Linked DNA regions of Homo sapiens: region 2 is linked to region 1. Evidence: chromatin contacts called from ENCODE Hi-C or POLR2A ChIA-PET data. All regions are on one chromosome and are shown on one strand. The core of a region is the stretch at or near the end of the contact, and the rest is flanking DNA. Distances in the headings are between cores, read along the strand shown. Region 1 has its middle 47 kb from the start of LRPPRC. Region 2 has its middle 38 kb from the start of SLC3A1.

The links. A loop is a pair of places that touch in the nucleus more often than their neighbours do. ChIA-PET counts read pairs that join two places held with the same protein, here RNA polymerase II (POLR2A). Pooled maps may share reads with other maps.
Region 2: a loop to region 1 is called in a map of chondrocyte, with 2.6 times the contacts of the local background. The contact joins two enhancer-like sites. A Hi-C loop is called at or near these places in 16 of 168 maps with a recorded cell type or tissue (Caco-2, Calu3, GM12878 and 12 more), 20 of 37 single-sample maps with no recorded cell type and 27 of 50 pooled maps. POLR2A ChIA-PET finds 5 or more read pairs at or near these places in 3 of 52 experiments (H1, WTC11 and activated CD4-positive, alpha-beta T cell).

Annotation. Positions count from the first base shown.
Region 1 is chr2:44,039,791-44,046,900 of GRCh38, reverse strand. No RefSeq gene overlaps it. Among named protein-coding and RNA genes, the nearest start is that of LRPPRC, 47 kb to the right of the region's middle. RefSeq lists an enhancer at 2,598-2,647. Within about 2 kb of position 2,525, at least 4 of the 41 ENCODE cell types and tissues checked have a DNase peak (open chromatin) inside an H3K27ac peak, as active enhancers do.
Region 2 is chr2:44,233,878-44,240,987 of GRCh38, reverse strand. It overlaps a transcript of PPM1B not described here and the pseudogene LOC124906174. Among named protein-coding and RNA genes, the nearest start is that of SLC3A1, 38 kb to the left of the region's middle. RefSeq lists enhancers at 6,073-6,572, 6,573-7,074. Within about 2 kb of position 3,612, at least 4 of the 41 ENCODE cell types and tissues checked have a DNase peak (open chromatin) inside an H3K27ac peak, as active enhancers do.

The DNA.
Region 1 (7,110 bases), core at 1,276-3,775:
AGAATTTCCACTTTAAAGAGAGTCAATTACTTTTAGTCAGTTCTCAAAAGACCAAATCCTACCACTTAAATGTGACCCAGGTAGGAGAGAGACATTGCCTTGATTTTCACAGCTTTCCCCTGGCTCATCTCTGACCCCAAGGTGCTCTGTGTTCACTGGGCTGATTTTGCTTCAAAGTTTCAGCTTCTCTTTGTCGTTTCCTCAGCCAGCCCTGTGCCCTCCCTCTTTTCGTCCCATCTCCTCAGTCCCCCCGTTGTGTAGCCTTTACACAGTCTTCTCTGGTCTAATCTAATCTCCAACAAGCTGCCTCTTTTGCTCCTTTCTCTCTCCACAAACCTAATATATCTTGATGTGTCAACCTTTGGGCCACTGAGGCTGTGCTGACCTCTTCGGGGAGCTTGGCTTTTGTCCTACTAGGTAACCCCCTCTCCTGGGAGCTGTACCAACCTATTTTTCATCACATTTGAGCCTGGTTTTCTAAAAAAAAAAAAAAACCTAGACAGGCAGGCAGCCCACGCTGACTAAAGCTATGAACATCTCTCCTTTCTTAAGGGGTCTTTCTCCCTCCTCTCTGCCTGTCTGGCAAGAGCCAGCAGCCAGAGGTGGGGGTGGAAACCTCAGTTACCATCACATCAGCTGGATAATAGTTCTATAGATGCTGGACATGCCGACAAAGGGGCAAAGTATTCTGTATCATAGCATTTTTATTATATTCTATTATAATCATGTATCTTTCTATCATAATCAGGTATCATGCATAATCATGTAGCTGTCATATTTGTCTTAGTTTGCTAGGACTGCCCTAACAACATACTACAGTCTTGGGGGAGGGGGAATGCTTAAGCAACAGATACTTATTTGCTCACAGTTCTGGAGGCTGGAAGTCCAACGTTGAGGTGTCAGCAGGTTTGGTTTCTTCCGAGACCTCCACTCGTGGCTTGCAAATGTTGACCCGATTGCTGTCTCCTCACTTGGTCTTTCCTCTGTGTGTGATTCTGTGGTATCTTTTAGTCCAAATTTCCTCTTACAAGGACATCAGTCAGACTGGATTAGGCCACCTTCTAATGGCCCCACTTTAACTAAAGGCCCTGTCTCCAAATACCATCACATTCTGAGATACTGGGAGTACCTCAAATTTCCCAGTAGAAAATTTATAGGGGACAGAGTTCAGCCCATAACAATATTATTCCCCAATTCCATCATCGACTTACACTGAAGTCAGAGCAAAAAAGATCAGTCTCAAATTGCAGTGTGTGGGATTTCAGCTAGATGTAAGAAAGGTTCAGGCACTCCCAAATGGAGACCCTGGGAGTGGGATCTCAAATGGGAGAGGGGAAGGAGGGTAAAGATGAAAGCAGGCATCCTAGAAAACATAATACATTTCCAATTAGTTGATACCCTTTCTAAAAGGAGGAGGCTAAGCCAGATGATTTCTGGATCCCAACATTAATTTATTCAATCAATCACTCATTTAGCAGACATTCACTGAGCCTCACCACGCAGCAGGCACAGGAATCCAGAAGCAAGTCCTTGAAGGTTCTTGCCCTTTAGAGAACTTGTACTTATTGGTAAACCCTGGGTAGGATGGGAGGAGGGCAGGGGCAGCCAAAAGAAGAAGGGTGAAGAATGCTCTGAGGCGTGAACATTAATGAAAACACAGACCCCAAGCCCAGTGGTCAGCCCAGGCTTGTACATTTCTTTCCTGGCACTTAGCAGTGTTTCCTGGCACTCAGCAGTGCCCACACCCAGAGTAGAACCCTCTGTTTTTTTTTTTTTTGTTTTTTTTGTTTTTTTTTTTTGAGACAGTCTCGCTCTGTCATCCAGGCTGGAGTGCAGTGGCATGATCTTGGCTCACTGCAACCTCCGCCTCCCAGGTTCAAGTGATTCTCCTGCCTCAGCCTCCCGAGTAGCTGGGACTACAGGTGCGCACCACTACACCCCGCTATTTTTTTTTCTATTTTTTTTTTTTGGTATTTTTACTAGAGACAGGGTTACGCCATGTTGGCCAGGCTGGTCTAGAACTCCTGACCTCAGGTGATCTGCCCGCCTCGGCCTCCCAGAGTGCTGGGATTACAGGCATGAGCCACCACACCCCACCAGACCCTCTATTTGATAATAGGTTGCATAAAGCGTAACCTCAAGTTTCAGACATCCTGAAAGACCTCGAACCTTGGGCCAGCCCAAGAAAGCTGGAGACATTTCTCACCCCCATACGGGGACAGGCAGGTGGGAGGAGGGTGTGGCTGGCAGCCCAGTGGAGTCACCATAGCCACAAACCATGAGGTTTGGGATCAAGTGGGCCCTAACCCTGATCCCACTGCAGCTGCAGGAGACAGGCAGGCGTTCCCTGTTCTCACATCAGACACTTCTGGGGCCTTCCACTGAGGATCGGTCACACCCTCCCTGGGGAGCCCACTGGAGGCCCCTGGGAACTGCTCAGGAGTGTGTGGCTACTGCCAGCAGAGGCCGGGCTGCCAGGGCTGGCTGCTTCCCTCTAGAAGGAGCCGGAAGCTTCCATCTAGAAGGTGAGCCTGCCATCTAGCGTCCCAGTCTGGGCCGCGCAGGGACAAAGGAGCTTTCCCTGCACTGTCGTGTTGGTCACATTCAGCCCCACGGCATATTTAACTGCTGCCCACCTTCTCCCCACCATCGTGAGGTGAGAGCAAACCACCCTCGTTTCAGGGTGAATTTGATTTTTAGAAACAGCTGAAAGTCGTTCTAAGCCAAATGGTTATTGGTGGGAATTCAAAGAGTTTCCCCTGTGGCTTACAACTGTCTAAAGGCAGGTGACTATTTTCAAGTATTTATATATATATATATATATATATATATATATATATATATATATTACATATAATAATATCTATTATATTATATATTAATTATTAACTCTAATATATATATTAGAGTTTCGGGAGCAATTAAAAGTCTCATTGTTTTCATGCCAACAGTGTATACCATGGAACTCAATGTTTTCATACAGAACTTAAAGTACATCTTCCTCTTAGAAATGAGTGTAAGTGCTATCTTTTCCATGCAGACCTAACTTCTACAGGAGAGGAAGAATGGTCTGATTTATTCGGCTGCTGAGGGGAGAGTTATCCACACTGAGCCGGGGATGGAGCCTGGGATAGAGTTAATAATCGAGATATATATAAATAAAATATATCCTGGACCTTCGGAGTTAAGCATTTAATCCAGCAATTGGGCCCTGCCTTTGGGACTGTTTGTCCCAGGGCTTTTTGGGGAAGACTTAGATCTAGGAAAGGGCTAATGGAGGGACATGGAACAGGAGATCAGCTCTGTCCCTGCTCCTCAAAGAAGGGCAACTGCAGGAGGTATGCAGCCCAGTGCCCAAGCCAAGGGTGGCAAAGGACGTGGAGCTCATCTGAGGATACAGGGAAAAGCACCAGAAAGTCAAAGCCACAGTCCCAGATATTTGTTTCTGGTGTGAGTGGCTGAATGCTGCTGCTTCCCTGGAGAAGAGCAGAAATCCAGGGCCCCAGAATGAGCCTGACCGGGGTAGGGTAAGGGGGTGGACAAAGGGAGCCCTCCCCAAACTAATGATGATCTCTGGAGATCAGGCCTCAGTTCCTGAGCAGCCTTGAGTTCCCTGTGTCCTGGGAAGGCCTTGCTGCTACTCCTAGAGCCCCTTTTTTCCTGGAGCAAAGGGTAGACCCCTCTACTAGGATCCTTGCTGACTTCCACCTTATCTGAGCACAAAGAGTTGCCTTCGGTTAGAGACTAGGATTTAGGTGTGGCCACTTTGGGGAGGGTGGATTAATCTTTTTAACATGGAAAGAGGCCAAGAAAACAGGGCCCTCATTTGGCCTTGAGAGCCTGGCAACTCCACTATTCCCTTTGATTAGCAAAATTCTAGAGCTCGAAGAATACCAGATAATATATGCAGAAGGAAGAAAAAAAATTTTTTTTTTTTGAGGCAGAGTCTCACTCTGTCGCCAGGCTGGAGTGCAGTGGCACGATCTTGGCTCACTGCAACCTCTGCCTCCTGAGTTCAAGTGATTCTCCTGCCTCAGCCTCCCGAGTAGCTGGGACTATAGGCGCGTGCCAACACACCCAGCTAATTTTTGTATTTTTAGTAGAGATGGGATTTCACCATGTTGGCCAGGATGGTCTCGATCTCTTGACCTCGTGATCCGCCTGCCTCAGCCTCCCAAAGTGCTGGATTTACAGGCATGAGCCACCGTGCCTGGCCTGAAAAAAATTTTTTTAAATCACTAAGACTTGAAATGACATAATGGACTTAGGTCACAATCAACAAATGCTAAAATCATCAGGTGAAAGGTTAATGGAGAACTTTATGGGATGATGCTACCTAAACCCATTGATCAATCCTATTAGTATTAAAAGTGAAAAAAAAGATATTAATATTATATGTCTCACAGTAATGCCACCCTAGAAAGTATAGGTGCCTAAAAACATTGACCTTGAATCTAATCAAGGCCCAGATATAACTATCAGTTTACAGAAAATATGGAGGATGGAAGAATATGTTAACCACTCCACAGTGAAGCAGACAGATACGGAACTTAAGACATTATACAGAACAAATTACCTGATTCCCTGTCAAATCAGTGACAAGGGTGAACTGCTTCAGAATAAAAGAAACGAAAAAGACACAACCATATGCAATATGTGGAGTTTTAAAAAACAACTGAAAAAAGATGTCTTTGAGATAATCAGGTAATTTGAATATGGATTGAGTTTAGATGATATTGAGGAATTGTTCTTTTTTTTAAGTAAACAATGACATTGTGAAATGTATTAAAAAGTCTTATCAATTACAGATTAAAACTTAAGTGTTCCAAACGAAATGTCAAACTACCTAATATTTGCTTTAATATACACTAGAAGGAAAAAAGAGTTGGGGGAGAGGAAGCAAGATTGGCCAAATGTTGATAATGATTGAGGCTGGGTGATGGATACATGGAGATTCTTTTTATTCTGATTTTTTGAGTATATTTAGAAATTTCCATAACACACACACACACACACACACACACACACACACACACACACACTCTTCATGGTGCCCTTGACCCTCATGCAGATCATGGTTATTTCATATTATGTAAAATTCAGCCTCAGTCTGGTGTCTGAGAATAGGAAGACTTATAGAGAAGAGGCAAGAAATATCTTTGGGGAAGTTTGGGAGATTCCTTCCTTCAAACACTTTAGATTTGAAAAGACAACTGCGAGAACAGAGAAACGAAGGCACGTGTCGCACTGACACACCCACAGAGGCACATGCAAAATCACACACACATAACCTGACCCTCACACAGACCCTAGCACACCCACCAGGACCTGTGAGAGTGTCCAAATGCCCACAGGGCATGAGAACACATTCTCTTCCCAGCCGGTGCTGAAATATAAATCCAAATAAAATCAAATGAGGGCCTGGCGTGATGGCTCACACCTGTAATTCCACTTTGGCAGGAATGCCACTCCACTTTGGGAGGCTGAGGTGGGCGGACCACTTGAGGTCAGGAGTTCGAGACCAGCCTGGGCAACCCTGTCTCTACTAGATATACAAAAGTTAGCCGGGCATGGTGGTAGGTGCCTGTAATCCCCACTACTTGGGAGGCTGAGGCAGGAGAATCACTTGAACCTGGGAGGCAGAGGTTGCAGTGAGCTGAGATCGCACCACTGCACTCCAGCCTGGGTGACAGAGGGAGACTCTGTCTCAAAAACAAACAAACAAATAAATAAACAAATGAATTCAGTAGCACTGAATATTAACGCATGGCTATATAGAGGAAATGAAATGAAAACAAAACGCTCAAAAATCATCCTAGGATTCCTGGAACATCTGTATTTACTTGAGGATAAAGTTTAAGGTTATCTCAAAAAAAAGCATCAAAAGAAAAAAAGATGATAGTATTTGGCTTTCTTGTCCTTCATTCATCTCACACCTCACATTTCTCCTAGGAGTGCTCATCTAAACTAAGCCTCACTCAGTGCCTACATACTAAATCACCCCCAATTCTTTCTCTCTAGCTCACGCCCTCTCCTAAGCTGTAGACTGGTGTATCCAACTGCCTACTGGACATTTCTTCTTGGATGTTTTATCGTAGTTAGGGTACAGGCTAAGCTTATTTCTAAAATTCAGAGATAGGCGGCCCAGGGCAAGTTAGATGACACTGCTGTCCTCAACTTGTGCTTCTCCTCTCTAGGCCCAAGGTGGCTGCGTTAGTTCTGATTTATCTTTCAACCAGTGGAAAGGAAAAAAGGGTCAAGGGAGCTTGTGCCTACTTCTTCTAAGGGCAAAGCATACATTGCTTTTTCTTACATCCCATTGGCCAGAGTTTGGTCACATGGCCACACTTACTGTAAGGGACGCTGGGAAGTAAAGTCTTTAGCTGACTGGCCATGTGCAGTTAAAACCATTGTTATAGAAAAAGGGCAGGAAGGTATTGAGGGATAATGGGATGTCTACTATATCCCTCAGATATCACAAACTGAATATAAATAAAAGTAAAATGATCTTTTTGGCCCCCTCTCCCACAACTGTGCCTTTTGCCATCCCCAGATTGAAAAATGACCCACCATTTACCAGTCACCAAAGTAGGGTTGCCAGAGTAAATACAGGATTCCTAGTTAAATTCAAATTTCAGATAAACAAGGAATAATGTCATAGTATCGTTACGTCCCAAATATTGCATGTATTTTCATGTGCTAAATCTAGCAATCCTAGAGGCAAGCCAGGGACCTTGGAGCCATCTGGATTCCTCCTTCTTGTCCCCTTTTCAATTGCCTTCCAAGTTCTACTGACTCTTTTCTGTAATATTTCTCAATTTGTCCCCTCCCCTCCATCACTGGTTCAGGCCATCATCCTTTCTCTCAGACTCCTGGAGCTGCCTCCTGCCTGGCCTTCCCGTTTCCAGCCTTGCCTCTTTAACAAAATGCTTCACAAAGCAGGTAAATGGGCCTTCCTAACAGGCAAATCTGACCATGTCACTCCCCTGCTTTACCTCCTTCCATTGCTCCGCATGGCTTTCAGAATAAACCTCAAATGTATTAGCCAGGTTGCTAAAACCTTTGATCATTTGACGTCTCTCTGTCTCCCATTCTAGCCCCATCTCCCTG
Region 2 (7,110 bases), core at 2,363-4,862, 190 kb before region 1:
CAATTTCAAAGAAATTAAAATATGAAGTGTTTTGGAATTAATTTTGGAGACAAATTTACATACAAGACATCCCCTTATAACTTGCTTTCTCTCAGCATCATGTTTTCAAAGTATTAAGAGACAGCTCACTGCGTAAGGAAGCCAACAGCACCTGGCTGCTGCTGGAGCTCGGGACTCTCTTAGCTTAGCGCTCCCTCCATTTTACTGAGCCACCCCAGAAAACGCTGTTTCATGCTAATGGGTACTAGTAGGCTAAGGAGTTATTCCTTCTTGGGAACATCTGCCTTAAATCAGGAAAATTGTCTTTTCAAAGGCCCAGGAATTCACATATCATCTGGGACCAGGGTGAAGCACTTGCTTTGGGGACAAAATTTAAGGAATGGCAAGTAATCAAGATAAATTTTTTTTTAAATTTTAGATATTTTAATGCAACATTAAAAAAGTCAAAACTAATGCAAAATGACGAACATAATATAAACATTTTAAATAAGACAGAATCTACTCTCTGCTGAAAAAAAGAAAAAGGGAAAAAAATAATCATTACAGAGTTTTCCATTTGCCTTAGGCTCCCACATGACTTGGCATGGTATAGTTACTAATCCTGTTTTACAGGGGGAGGAAAGGGAGTGATAGGTTAAAATGAGTGAGCAACATGGTCCCAGAGTACAATTAAAAATGTAAATGTACAACAGAAACACACAAAATAATTATAGGAAGGGCGAACAATTTTCAATATTATATCCCCAAATGGATGCAAGCTCTTTATATTAGAATGTGGATTATTAGTTGCATTTTATTAGAAGGAACTAGATTTAGGCCATGTGCGGTGGCTCATGTCTGTACTCCCAGTACTTTGGGAGGCCGAGGCAGGAGGATTGCTTGAGGACAGGAGTTCGATGCTGCAGTGCGCTATGGTGCCACTACACTCCAGCCTGGGCAACAGAGTGAGACCTTGTCTTGAAAATGAAAAATAAAAGGAACTAAATTTAAATATGGTGAAGACAATGTATACCTGCTAGATGTCAGCACTTAAGAGGCTATAGTAATCTAAATGATGTGATATTTCCACAGGGTTAGACAAAAAAAAAAAACAAAAACAAAAACAAAAAAACAATAGAGCAGAAGAAACTAGAAATGGACCACACATATTTGGGGAATGGGAATCTGACAGGGGTGGCATGGTGTTGGCACAATTAGCTAGCTGGATGGAAAATAAAGATTCCTTAGTTCACATACTATGTAACAAGAAATTCAAGAATGATTAAAAACCTAAATATATGTGCTTGGGAGGTAGACTTCTAAAATGGCTGGAAGGTAACATTAGAGATCCTTCTGTAGTTCACAAGCATGATGATTGGGTTTTCACACTTACATGAGATGTGCCTCCCCTCAGCCTTGTTACTACATTATCCACCTGATATGAAAATGAAAATATATAAATTAAAAAAATTAGAGACTATATGAACTTGGGATGAGGATGATTTCCTAAACAAGAAAAACATACAGCAAAAAAATGACAAATAGCAAGACTGCATAAACAAAGAAAAAAAGAAAAACAGTCTGAGAGGTTTTGCAGCTCGCATAACAAAGGATTGGTATCTAGACTATATAGAAAAAGACAAATCAATTAGAAAAAGACAAACCCAATGGAAAAATGGACAAGTGGTGTGAGCATTCAATTCAGAAAAGAGGAAACTCAAATGGCCAATATATATAGGAAAGATGTTTTTCTCACATGTAATCAGAAATGCAAATTATATACTATTTCATGCTTATCCAACCGGATTTTTTTTTTTTTTTTTTTTTTTGTATTAGAGACAGGGTCTCATTCTGTTACCCAGGCTGGCATGCAGTGATCCATTTGTAGCTCACTGCAGACTTGAACTCCTGGGCTTAAGGGATCCTCCTGCTTCAGCCTCCAAGTAGCTAGGACTACAGGTACACGCCACCACGTCCAGCCAATTTTCTGTTTTGTTTGTTTTCCTCCTCTCTCTCTCCCTCTCCCTCCTCTCCCCTCCTTTTTTCAGTTAGGATTTTTAGTGAAATAATTTCAGTTTACATTAAGGCTTTTGATTGTACATGTAAAATATATTATTACAACCATTTAAAATACATTTTAAAGTTATTGGATTTAATTAACTCTTGGAGTATAGGATCTTTAGGAGCCTACAGAACTTTCATGAAGACTTCGCATTTTAAAATTAGTTACAGTCCGAAGTAAACTAGACTTAAGAATGTTTATGTAGCTCAAGCTCCCCCTAAAATGTTTTTTTTTTTCCTTTTTTTGAGACAGATTCTCGCTCTGTCGCCCAGGCTGGAGTGCAGTGGCACGATTTTGGCTCACTGCAACCTCCGCCTCCCAGGTTCAAGAGATTTTCCTGTCTCAGCCTCCTGAGTAGCTAGGCCTATAGGCACCCGCCACCAGGCTCAGCTAATTTTTCTATTTTTAGTAGAGACGGGGTTTCACCAGGTTGGCCAGGCCGGTCTCTAACTCCTGACCTCAGGTGATCCACCCACCTCGGCCTCCCAAACTGCTGGGATTACAGGCGTGAGGCACTGTGCCCAGCAGAACCCAGTAACTTTCAAGAGTATACTTCAGTAGAACCAAAGTGCTATACCAATTATAAGCAGTCTTAATTACAATTTTAATAGCAAATATTAAATATTTAAAATAAGCTTTATACTATATAATTATTATTCATAGGCAAAATCTCATGAAAATAAACCCCATGGTACTCTATATCATGTCACTGTGGAATTAATTGTTAAGATAAATTGCATTTCAGGCTGGGTGCGGTGGGTCACGCCTGGAATCCCAGCACTTCAGGAGGCCAAGGCGGGCGGATCACCCAAGGTCAGGAGTTCAAGACTAGCCTGGCCAACATGGTGAAACTCCATCTCTACTAAAAATACAAAAAAATTAGCTGGGCATGGTGGTGGACACCTGTAATCCCAGCTACTCATGAGGCTGAGGCAGAAGAATCGCTTGAACCCGGGAGGTGGAGGTTGCAGTGAGCCGAGATCGTGCCATTGCACTCCAGCCTGGGCAACAAACATGAAACTCCATCTCAAATAATAATAAATAATAAATTGCATTTCATAACTTCAAGACTTAGGAATGAAGCAAAACCACCTCTTCATAATCAGTGCCCAAAAAAGTAAGTGTAAACGACTCAGGAGAGGGAAAGAAGGTATCAGACCCACCATTAGGGTAACTCCTGGGTGGTACTGGTCCTCTTCATCTTAAATGCATTATAGGTGAATGTTATATGGAAAGAATACATTTGTTGCACAGATTTAATCATTAAAAAAAATCACTGTTGCCAATATTATAGACTAGGTCTACTAGTTAAAAGAAGTAAAGCCCAGTCTTTCATTCTACCTTTCCATAAAAGGTATGGCTCTTTTGTGTCCCACTGGAGTTGTGGATACTTACAAGATAGCAGAAATACTGACTTCCTAAGTGCCCCTCACCTCTGAATTAGAAGAGCATATCTGCCAGTTACATCTGAGCACAAAACAGTGTACTAGTAAGTGGTGTTTGCAGGTAAAATAAAACTGAAACAGGAAATAAGGGGGAGAAAATACCACAGCCAGAAAAGCCAGCAGGAAGTGAGAAATGGCGGTGATGCTGCCTGAAAAGCAATGTATTCTCTATTAGTAGCTACACCTATTTACTTCTAGACCATAATGTAACATACACGAATCATCAAAACAACAGGCAAAAACAAACACTTGTTTAGCATTTTCTTTAGGGTTTACAAAATAACTCCCAAAGTTGAACAGAAAAAAACTTAAAAGCAATTTAGCATAAAAACGACAGTGCAAATTGTTATAATGCCCATTATGAACTAAAAGCAAGTAACTTCATTTCAGTGCATTTTCTAGTACAGAATTTAAAAAGTAACTTCAGAATTGCTTTGAAATTAAATCATTGCTTGAATTCATCTTAACAATTATGTTAACATTTGACTATTTTACATATATAATGGATTTTTTGCACAACTAGGAATTGTCTAATATGTGAAAAACATCACACTTTGCTATTTTTCACTAAATACTATTTAGCTTCTCAAAACAAAATGTGTTCCACAAGAAATCTTATCACGTTTTCCCTTAATACTTAAACCAGATGAACTTCAAAACACAAATGAAGGCAATTTGGAAGAGGAAATGTCAGTGTGAGATGTCATTTAAAAAATATAACCTTAAATTCAAGACAAGGAAGAATAATATTTGGTCAGCAAAAGATATTTGATGGACATGTTCCAGTTAATTTCAAGTATTGAAGCTGGATAAAGACTTGGGCACCATATATTCCTCTGGTTTGCGTATTTTCCAAGGTTTCAGAAAATATATCAGGCAGTTTGAAAAGTAAACTAATGAGGCTGTCAATTCCTGGCTCAAATATACGGCTAATATGATTATAGAAACATTTTTCCCCGACTAATATTATTTCTCCTGTTATTAAAAACCATTTTAAAGCCTGGGTAGAAAGAAGAATCACAACTAGCAAGACAGCGCCATTATTTTCATATAGGAAGACCAGTTCATTACAACTTTTTTTTTTTTTTTTTTTTTTTTTGAGACGGAGTCTCCCTCTGTCGCCCAGGCTGTAGTGCAGTGGCGCGATCTCGGCTCACTGCAATCTCCACCTCCCAGGTTCAAGCGATTCTCCTGCCTCAAACTCCCGAGTAGCTAGGACTACAGGCACGCAGCACCACACCAAGTTAATTTTTTTATTTTTATTTTTTAAGTAGAGACAGGTTTCACCATTTTAGCCAGGCTGGTCTCAAACTGTTGACCTCAAGTGATCTGCCCGCCTTGGCCTGCCAAAGTGCTGGGATTACAGGCGTGAGCCACTGCGCCTGGCCTTCATTATAATTTTTTTTCAATGACAATGCAACTCCCAGTGGATTTCTACTTTTAGCATTAAGAAATTATGACTCTTGGTGGTAAATTCTACTCAGGTTAATAAACTAACGGTGAAGCAGCTTGGAAGCATTTGTTGCTTAGATTGTTTATTCCTTCACAATGTTATTTTAAAATTTGAGTTTTTTTTAATATAAAAGAGACATATATTTAAAATTTGAGATGGAGTCTCGCTGTTGCCCAGGCTGCTGTGCAGTGGCTGGATCATAGCTCACTGCAGCCTTGAACTCCTGAACTCAAGCAATCCTCCTGCCTCAGTTTCCCAACTAGCTGGGACTATAGGCATGTGACACCATGCTAGAGTACTTAGAATTTTTTTGTGTGTAGAAACCAGGTCTTGCTATGTTGTCCAGGCGGGTCTTGAACTCCTGGCCTCAAGCAATCCTCCTGCTTTATTACAGGCATAAGCTACCACATTCAGCTAAGCAGTCTTTTTTTTTTTTTTTTTTTTTGAGATGGAATTTTGCTTTTGTTGCCCAGGCTGGAGTGCAATGGCACGATCTCAGCTCACTGCAACCTCCGTCACCTGGGTTCAAGCAATTATCCTGGCTCAGCCTCCCGAGTAGCTGGGATTACGGGCATGCGCCACCATGCCTGGCTAATTTTGTATTTTTAGTAAAGACAGGGTTTCTCCATGTTGGTCAGGCTGGTCTCAAACTCCCGATCTCAGGTGATCTGCCTGCCTCGGCCTCCCAAAGTGCTGGGATTACAGGCATGAATCACTGTGCCTACCCTTAACAAAAAACTTTAATCATTGCAGAATAACGGATCAATATTTAGAAGAACTGCATAATTCAGTGAACCAGTATTTTCCAAATGACTAATTCATGATGTGACAAAATCATGCATAGCCAGAAGGTCCATTCAAAATGCAAGACAGACCCAGTGGATTTTAACATAACAAACTAAGAAAAGTCCTCTAATAAACTTTCCGATTTCACATTGCAACCAATCTTCAAGAAACTATCAGTTGTCAAGTTTTGATATCCACAGTTATCTGAAGTGACTAAAATATTCCTGTTTTCCAACTACCTATCTGTGTGAGGCCAGGTTTCTTCATAAACTTCAACCATCGGGCCATACCACACTTCAACAGACTGAACGCAAAAGCACAAACAAGAATTCAGTTCAACATTAAAGGGCTCACAAAAATGAAAAATGGTCCTTTTTACACTGAATTTTTGTATCCTAACTTATAAGACAATTATTTTTCATAAAATGGTTTATATATTAACATGTAATTGTTTTGTTAACAAATTAAAACAGTATGTATAATTTCTCAGCTTTAATTTCTAATATAGTAAATATCGATAGTATCCACAAAAGCAAAAGTTCACTGGAGTATACAATTTGTAAGAGTATAAGTGGGTCCTCAGACCAAAATACTTGAGAATAGCCAGGCTAGGAAATTCAGATGAGTCAACACTGAATATGGGTTTTTCTTTTACTAACTCATACATTATTTCTGTTTCAAGCACCAGTAACCCCCACCCTGCCCCCTGCCGGAAAAGTTTTTTTTTTTCTTTTTTTTTTTTTTTGAGACGGAGTCTCGCTCTGTCGCCAGGCTGGAGTGCAGTGGCGCGATCTTAGCTCACTGCAACCTCCGCCTCCTGGGTTCAAGCAATTCTTCTGCCTCAGCCTCCCAAGCAGCTGGGATTACAGGCAAGCACCACCATGCCCAGCTAATCTTTGTATTTTTAGTAGAGGCAGGGTTTCACCGTGTTGGCCAGGATGGTCACGATCTCTTGACCTCGTGATCCACCCGCCTTGGCCTCCCAAAGTGCTGGGATTACAGGTGTGAGCCAATGCACCCGGCCAAAGGCAGGTTTTTTTAAAAGGAGTATAAATATTTCTAGAGTACAGAAGGGGTTAATATTGTCCTGTACAGTTTGGTTAATTCCTCTTTGGAATTAAATTTTCAGAAATATGCCAACCATATAAGAAGTTTAAAATAACATTAAAAACTGAATCATACCAAATAGTAATATGTCACACTGTTTTTATCAATTCTTTATTTAGGTAACAAGTTGGTTATGTTCACTGCATTGTATGAAACATCACAATATCATACTGGGAAGTACTATCAGTACAGGGTTGGATCAGAGTGGACAGTTTGAACGATAAACCATTTTGCATTCTTCATTCCCTATCTTTTAACAACCCCCCAAACCCAGTAAA